Regions from separate parts of the Homo sapiens genome. Here region 1 is linked to region 2. A link is a contact called in ENCODE Hi-C data. All regions are on one chromosome and are shown on one strand. The core of a region is the stretch at or near the end of the contact, and the rest is flanking DNA. Distances in the headings are between cores, read along the strand shown.

Region 1 (4,642 bases), core at 1,118-3,617, 120 kb before region 2:
CTAGTATATGATGGTGGGGGTTGTTGAAAAAGCAATTGCAGTTACTAGAAAAAAATAAAACAACCTTGCTCTGTATATCCTTGAGTCATACTATACTTCTTAGTTATGAGTATTTGGTAAGTAAGAGTGAATTAAATTTTAGCTGTATTTTTATGATTAGTGTTATGGCTATTATTATTTGTCCTTTCCATATTTACTGAAAATCTAGTGCCTGTTAGGAACTTTGTTGTATGCTAGGCATAGAGAAAGAGAGAAAGAGTTTCCGCCTTTAGTGGGCACCTAGCAAGTGTGGATAACCAGCATATAAATAAAAGGTTCAAAGACAATGAGACAATAGTGTGGTAGAGGTAAGTAGGGGGGACACTATTGGTATACAAGTCAAGAGTGAGGAACTAAGCCATGGGGTGTGTGGTATAAATATTTAATAATGGCTTTCTGGAAGGAAAAACCCTGAGTTGTAGTATTTGCCAATTTCTGTGGTGTAAATACTCCTACCATAGTTATCAACGGGATGTTTCAAATAAGGAGACAAAATATGCACAAGCAGCTCTAGCGAGCTACTTCCAGCCAGGTGTGTGTGTGTGTGTGTGTGTGTGTGTGTGTGTGTGTGTATGTGTGTGTGTCAGAGAAGGCTTTCTAAGAGAAGAAACCCCTGACCTGAGTCTGAAAGGACAAGCAGGAATTAATCAAGACAAGAAAGGCAGGAAGGACATCCAAGGCAGGAGGACAGTCTGAGCAAAGGAAAGAGGCCTATCACAGCAGGATTTGGTAAGGGCAGGAGGAGAGAACCATTCAGTACACTTGATGTTGGTTACTGACCGTCAACATATGTTCATTTTTTTGTTATAAATGACATGTATGTTAACTCAAAATTGTCATACTGAAATTTATTCATCATTCATTGGTCAAATACAACAATTTATGGGTGCCTACTTTGTGTTTATCAGGAACTAAAGATTTAAAGATGAGTGGAACATGGTCCCTGTCCTGAAAACAATTGCAGTATGATTGTGAGGAGAACATAGACATGTATGTATACACATACATAACATGGCATGGTGACTGTACTAGTTAAAATACACATACATTATTAGGGGTTGTGGTAGGTGGAGTAAGGGACCCCTCATGTCTTTGGAACATGTGAATATGTTACCTTACATGGCAAAAGGGTCTTCACAAAGATGATTAAGACCTTGAAATGGCTAGGTTATCCTTAATGATCCAGGTGGGCCTTAAATGTAGTCACGGGTCCTTATAAGAGACAGTGAAGATGGAAGTTTGGAACTAGAGAGGGAGAAGGTGCTACACTGCTGGCTTTGAAGATGGAGGAAGGAGGTCACGAGCCAAAGAATGTTGGCAGCTGTTAGAATTTGGAAAACACAAGAAAACAGATTCTCCCCTAGAGTCTCCAGAAGGAACATCTTGATTTTAGCTCAGTGAAACTAATTTTGGACTTCTGACCTCCATACTGTAAGATAACATAGTTGCGTTATTTTAAGGCATCACATTTGTGGTAATCCATTACAGCAGCCTTAGGAAACCAATATCGAGGTATTAAAGGAAGCAGTGTAACGTAGTGATTAAGGCTCTTGATTTGTGAATTAGATTGCCTCTCTTACAATAATGTCCCTGCCTCTTTGTAGCTCTGTAACTTTGGGCAAGTTACTGCCTCAGTTTCCTCATATGTAAAATGAGGTAATTACCTACTTCATAGCTTGAGGGTGTGGATTGTGATGTTGTATACATAATGTACTGAGTACACAGCAAGCAATCTATACATTTTCATATTAAAAAATATTGTTTCCTCCTCTCTGTTCTCTGATCTAGGTTCTCATCTCTCAGGTTGGTGAGTATAACTAAATACATGGATAATTAAGTAGGCTTTTGTGGTCTTGCCTGGAGAAATGGGTACCATTTCCATTGGTAATTTTATGGGCAAATATGATCTCAGTTGGAAAAATCTAATCCTTAAAATGTTGAACTACAAAACAATTTGAATTCTGTCTCTTCTCTTTTGAAAACAGTCACATTTGATCAAGCCAATAAAAGGGTTAAGAGTTTTGTACGTTTCCCATCTCCCTGACACCATCCCCCTGCCCCGCCCCCACCAATAAAATCCTTTTTTGTGCACCCTTTCTTTGGCCAGAGTGTTCTTTTCTTTTCTTTTCTTTTTTTTTTTGAGACGGCGACAGAGTGTTATTTTCTACTCCATGATTTGGAGTCGGCCTGTCTGTCCCCTTACTGAGCAGGAGCGGTTGAACAGCTGTGAAAACAATGGAGAAGCCGAGGATGGCTGTGATTAGTGGCGGGCGCTGGGGCAATCTGGGACCCACCAGGCCTGTTTCCCATGTCACACAGCCTGCGGAGTCTGGGTGTCACATGCCCGGGCTCGGCCTGGGGAGGCCTGCTCCAGGCTGGGGCCGCCTGATAGTCACCCTGGCAGCCCCTCTCCAGAAACAGATTTTTGTATTTTTGCTCTTCTTCTCTCCATGTTCTTGGACCATTGTATAAACATAGTGTTGCTAGGCAGCCCTAAAACCTCCTTTCATCCTGGATCCCAGGAAATTTGGTCCAGGAAAATTCACCGGAGTGTGCTTACAGCTGGTGTTGTCCACCGAGCCAGCTCTCCTCTCTGGCCCCAGGTTTCCCTGCCAGAAATTCCCAGCATCTGTGTTGTACATTTGATTTTCTAGATGTGGATAACACTGAGGTGGGTTTAGAGATCCCCCTACCCTCCATTAAATGTCCCTTACTCTGTGACCTGTGAATACAAAATGTTTAACTTAATCATAGCCTTTTGCAAGTCAGTCCTAGATTACTGAAGAACAAATAATTTTGCTTACCGCTCCACTGAAACACCCAGTGACCGCCTAATAGCAGTCTCAATTTCACCTCATTTTTTTCCTTTCAGCTGCAGAGCTTACCAGTCATGTGTGATTATTATTTTTAAAATCATCTCAAAATTTTAGTATATTTTCAGTTATGGAACCATAATTGTAGTCTAAATTTATTTATTTTAAAAAATGTAAATGCATCTTTAATAGACAAATAATAATTTTGTACATTTATGTATGAGGCACAGTGTGATGTTTTGATCTAAGTATGCATGGTGTAAAGATCCAGTCAAGCTAATGAACACATTTGTCACCTCACCAACTTATCACTTTTTGGTGGCCACTTTTTAAAACTTCTTCCTGCCACAGTTCTCTCCTGGTTTTCCTTTCAACTACGTGACAGTGACAGTTTTCTCAGGCCCTGTTTCCCTTCCTAGCCAGAGCCGTGTTGCATTTATCTCTATGCTTCCAGCAACCAGCACAGAACCTGGTCTGCATTTGCTTCAGTAAGCATTTGTAGGGTGACAAGATGATGAAATCATTTAAATGTACTCATTCTTTACTTGTGTGTTTTTTTTCCCTCTTTGAAACATAATTTTAAAAAAATCTTGGTACCATCCAGAATTAAGTTTAATATTCTCTCTTCTGGATTGTGTTATCACTCTAATTATTCATAGTTCCCATTTGATAAAAATACCATATACATTATAAATGTTGACAAATAATTATTAAACATAAAATTAGAATTTTATTGAAAAGGCCTCTCTCAAGGATATGTATGGACCTTTTTTTCCACATAGTTTATGTATCTATGAATGAAAACTACTTATTCTTAGAATGACAGAGGGTTCTACATTAATTCGGTCCTAACTTTCTGTTTTTTAACTATTTTATATTATAGCAATTTTATATATTTGCTAATAGAGAGATTAGTATAATACAATCATCATTTTTCCTCTTTTTATGGTTGCCTATAAATTGTACTGTCTAGATGTATGTAAACTATCTAGCCTATGTAAGTCTTGGATTAGTCAACTTTTATTGAGTGAATGATGTAGACAGCTGTCCTCACTTGACTTCTTTAATTGTTATACACAAAATTTCAGTCTTATTTTTATTAGACTGTTGGAATGTTGACTATATGATTGTATGTATGACCACAGTCTATACATATAGGCTGTATGACCTCACTCCTTCTTGGCGGCCATGGCAGATTTACTGATCTATCAGATAATTGTTTTCTGTGGAGCTCAGAATCCATTTTAACATGGTGTTCCAGACAACTGTCACAAACCAACCAGAGTGGTTATGGGAGCCAAAATCAATTTTATTTTTTTAAAATTGTATGAAAATCTTTTTAAAAAGAATGTCATCTTTGCTATTTTTTTCCCAAATATGGTACATGCTAAGAATAAAAATCAAGAAACCAGCACAGAATCTGGTTCTAGTGAAAAGTTCACAGAAAAAAAGTAAAATCTCATCTAAAATTCTTCCTCCCGGCTGGGTGCAGTGGCTCACATCTGTAATCCTAGCAGTTTGGGAGGCTGAGGCAGGTGGATCACCTGAGGTCAGGAGTTTGAGACCAGCCAGACCAACATGGAAAAACCCCATCTCTACTAAAGATACAAAATTAGCCAGGCATGGTGGCACATGCCTATAATCCCAACTACTAGGGAGGCTGAGGCAGGAGAATTGCTTGAACCCAGGAGGTGGAGGTTGCAGTGAGCTGAGATCGTGCCACTGCACTCTAGCCTGGGCAACAAGAGTGAAACTCTGTTTCAAAAAAAAAAAATTATTCCTCCAAGAGA
Region 2 (4,172 bases), core at 372-2,871:
TACCTTCTTTGCATTGGAAATTTGAATTTCTTTTTACCCTTACAGTATACCTATAAGGCAAATATCATCAACTTCATTTTACAGATGAACAATAAGTTACTAGTGAACTGGTGATGAAAATTAAAGAAGGCTTTTGAACATGAATATACCTTTTCAATATCCTTGACAGATGCCAACAGAAAAAGTTAAGAAATGAATAGGATACAATGTTTTCTAAACTGTTCCCATAACACATAGTTGGGTATTTGCAGGGACTTATTATTCAGTTAGAACAATAAGTGACTTATTGATTAACTGCTTCTAAATGATATAAATAGGGTTTAAACTAGTATTTATCATGTATACACAATAAAGATTTATTGTTAACATAAATTGAGCATTTATCATATTCTAATCACTGTTCCATTAGATTGAACCACATAAAATTGCTGCTCTTTCACCTATCAAATGGCAATTTCATGTGGTTTAACCTAATAGTTGTCTCATTTGATTTCAACAATAGCCTTAGATGCAACTGTTTTTAATGTCATTTGTAGAAGAGGAAATGGAAGCTCAGCAAGATTAAATAATGTGCACAGAATTAAGCAGTCAATAAGGGGGACTTCTCCCCCAACCTCAAACCAAGCAATTCTTCTTCACCATGAAGTGGTGACTCTGATGAAGTGATGTGACACTTTTATTGTCTCCAGTGATGGTAATTTTGAGTTTATTAGTTCAGTCACTTCATTCAGTATACTGAGCACATACTGTAGATGTGAATCATATGTATTCAGCCTTTGAAAGAACAGAAAGGTGGAAAATCAAGCTAGTTAGCCAGAGTTGGGTTTTACAAAAACAGTGAAACAAAACCATCTGAAACTGATTTTTTTTTCATTATCTATGCAGGTAGGTCTTGAAGATTGTTTCTTAAGTTCTCAGAGGTTGGTTATTACTGGAAAAAATTAAGTGTTGATTTCTAAAGTAACTGGACCCTTTGGATAGTGTAGGTTCTTGTGTGTTTGTTCAGTCGTTACTTTCATTGTACCCTCTGCCTGGGATGCTTTGTTCCTAATCACAAGATCTTTTAAGTCTTACCTCTGCGGTCACTCTTTCTGTAGGGATCCTTCATTATTTTCCCTCTGTAAATGAACTGTCCCTCATTTTGGCTCTCATTGCAGTTGTTTTCACTTTTCGTATGTCACCAGTCTCCTTTCCTAAATTATGTTTTATTATCCATTCATCTATTCACCCATCCATCCATCCATTCACCCATCCATCCATCCATCATACTACACATCTATAAATTTCTAGTCAGTGTTAGGGGCCCTGAAGTTGTAGGGGTGAAATGATACAGTTTCCACCCTCAGAGGCTTAATGGGGAGACAGAGAAACAAACAGAACATTTCAGTCAACTATAGGTCTCCTTATTCCAGCTCTAACTCATCTGAAAATGCACTCCTATCAGTGACAGTTGCTCATGATGGCTGTGATTCTGGTGGATGATAAAGATTGGTGGGGAGATAAAAGAGAGAAAGGAAGAAATATGCTCCCTGTGCTCCAGAATGGGGTTGGGAAACACATGATGCATGTCTCTCCAGCCCACTCCAGCCTCCTGAGCTGAGGATCAGCAAGACAGATTATGCAGTGCGTCTTTGCAACAGAGAGGAGGTCTGCTCATCCCACATTTGGAGCACCCGTGGGTGGAGCAGGGAAGATTTCTGGGAAACAGTGTTTGAATTGAATCATGAAAATGAGTAGGAGTCTGCTACATGGGTAAGGGAGGGAAGAAAAGTCAGTAGAGAAGGTAGGCAGTGCTTGCAAAGGCCTGAGGTAAGAGATAGCATGCTGTGTGTCCACGCACGTGTGTGTATGTGTGTGTGTGTGTCTATAAGAAGTCTGCTATGGCTACTTTAAGATGAAAAGTGGAATTTGGCAGGAATTGAGTGGTCAAGAGCAAGCAGTGAGATAATGACATTTTTCAAAAAGATAGCAGTTTGGAGAATGGGGAACGCATATCTTACATCCATCATTAGACTGTGATCTGCTTGAGGGTGGAGATTTTAACCCTGCTTATATCCTGGTATGCCAAGCTCCTAGAATATCACTCCACACGCTTTGGAATTGCACTATAGCCTGGATATCACATTTCTTTCATTCTGAGGTGGCTGGCTTGAGGAGAATGAATGTCAGGAGAATATTGCTAGTTTTTAGGGGAGACACAGGGGAAAGAGAGGCACTGGGATATGAGTGAGAGGAGTCTTTGAAAGAAAAATGAGGCTTAAATCCATTATCACCAGCATTAAAATACAGCATTTCTTCTCTGAATAGTATTTGTTCCTGTTTACTTTCTTCCTTGTGGCATTGAGCTGGGCTGCATTTGCCATTTAGGCATAATTACTATTTTATTATTATTTTTTTTCACAGTTAAGTGGAGCATTTGAGCACAGCTGAATTGCTGGGAGCCTCGGTGGAAGAAATCTATTAGTGATACGGCTTGAAACAATACACAAAAGGCCGCTGCGTGTGGTCTGCCCTCCACGCTTTCAACTTCCTTATGTGGAACAATAAATCTCCGAGTCAGCTAGAACGCAGAGACTCCCATCCAACGAGAGCCGCATTTTTATCTTTTATTCATTGGCAGGAACATTAGCTGTAGGAGGTATTCAAATCACACTTTTATTTAAACAAACACAGCTGGATCGCAGCCTCTTAATATAGCAATTCTCTAATGAAAAATAACAACATAGTATTTATCTCTTTTCTTTTGTGTGACTCTCAATTTGCTAAAATTAGGCAGACTTCAATCCCATACAAAATTGGCATGTTTTCATGACCAGAGCTCATCGCAACTAACTGCAAAATTATAATGGGGATGTAATTATAGGAGGGCATGTGAAATACACATCCTTTTGCTGCTGTAAGCTATATGGGGTTATACAATTATGTTATAATAACATCATTTATCTTAAAGGAGTCAGACAGCTGACTTCATTTATTTAACTTGAGCACTCCAATTATGTGCTGTGTCAGTTTAACATAAATGTCTTGCCCAAAGAACATGGTGTAATAATAATGGTAATAGCAATAATAATAATAGCACACATTTGTATAGGGCTCTACAGAGCACAAAGGGTTTTTACAATTGCTGTCTTGCTGGAGTCTCCTAACAGTCTGTAAGGCAGGCATCGATGCCTGTAATCTTGTGCCCCATTTATTGTTGAGAAAACTGAGGTTCAGAGAAGTGAAGTGATGTTGACAAACCTGTACACTTATTAATAGTAAGTGGAGAGGTAAGAACTTTAAAGTCAAGTTTACTGACTTCGCAGCTGAGGACTATTCACCAGTAGTACCACATTTTGGACAGTGTGACATGTTTGTTCTCATCTCTTATTTCATTTTATCTCACAGTGATCTTTTAAGGCAGGTAGAACAGTCTAGGGTAGTGGGAATCGCAGGTACTAATTCTGTGAGCCTGGACAAATTAAATTATTAGACCCCAGATTTCTTGTCAGAAAAAATAGGGATAATAATACACACGGAGCAGGACTGTTATAAGAATTAATTAATATAATGCTTGTGAAGTGCCTGAACATAGGTGCTCAGAAAATGAATTCATTCCCTCTTCCTGTAGGACAAGAAAAAAATTCCGCTTTGCACATAACATAATTGCTGTGCCTTTTGCTTAACTGACTTACCCAACTCGCCAAGCTGGCGTCAGGGCAGTCACCAACCAAAATTCATGTCTTGTTATTTCAAATTTGCTTGTCATTACTTTTACACATCTTATAATGCCTTCAAATGTTCACTGTTATTTTCAGTTCTTTCTCAATTCTTTACAAAATTCATTTGCTTAAATACCCAAAAGTAGAATAAAATACTTGAACTGAAATCTTAGCACTCTTTGCCTGAAGGTGAGAGACCACAGGTGTAATGGACGAGCAGGATGTGGAGTCAGGAAGCCCGCGTTGGGCCCCCGGCAGTGGCAGTTACTAAGCTATGTGAATTTAGGCCAATCCTCTGACTTAGCTCATCTATAAATGTTATTTCAATCCGAACTTCCTGAGAGGAAGCCTAAAGTACATAATGTTTCTGAGAGAGAAGAAAAAGCTTGTAAAATAATCGACTTAGCTTACCCCATGCTAGTACATTGCTAGAAAGACACTGTCTCATTTAACCTTTATGTCAACTCTGTC

The links. A loop is a pair of places that touch in the nucleus more often than their neighbours do.
Region 1: a loop to region 2 is called in a map of heart right ventricle, with 2.1 times the contacts of the local background. The contact joins the enhancer-like site here to the promoter of LINC01748 in region 2. A Hi-C loop is called at or near these places in 1 of 168 maps with a recorded cell type or tissue (heart right ventricle).

What each region holds. Positions count from the first base shown.
Region 1 is chr1:60,744,321-60,748,962 of GRCh38, reverse strand. The region is part of intron 1 of LOC101926964 (a long non-coding RNA gene); the gene reads left to right. Among named protein-coding and RNA genes, the nearest start is that of LINC01748, 120 kb to the right of the region's middle. Within about 2 kb of position 2,367, at least 5 of the 41 ENCODE cell types and tissues checked have a DNase peak (open chromatin) inside an H3K27ac peak, as active enhancers do; they include heart right ventricle, where a contact is called at or near this core.
Region 2 is chr1:60,620,134-60,624,305 of GRCh38, reverse strand. It overlaps LINC01748 (long intergenic non-protein coding RNA 1748), which reads left to right and starts at 1,621. Exons shown (of 8, transcript NR_146508.1): 1 at 1,621-1,809.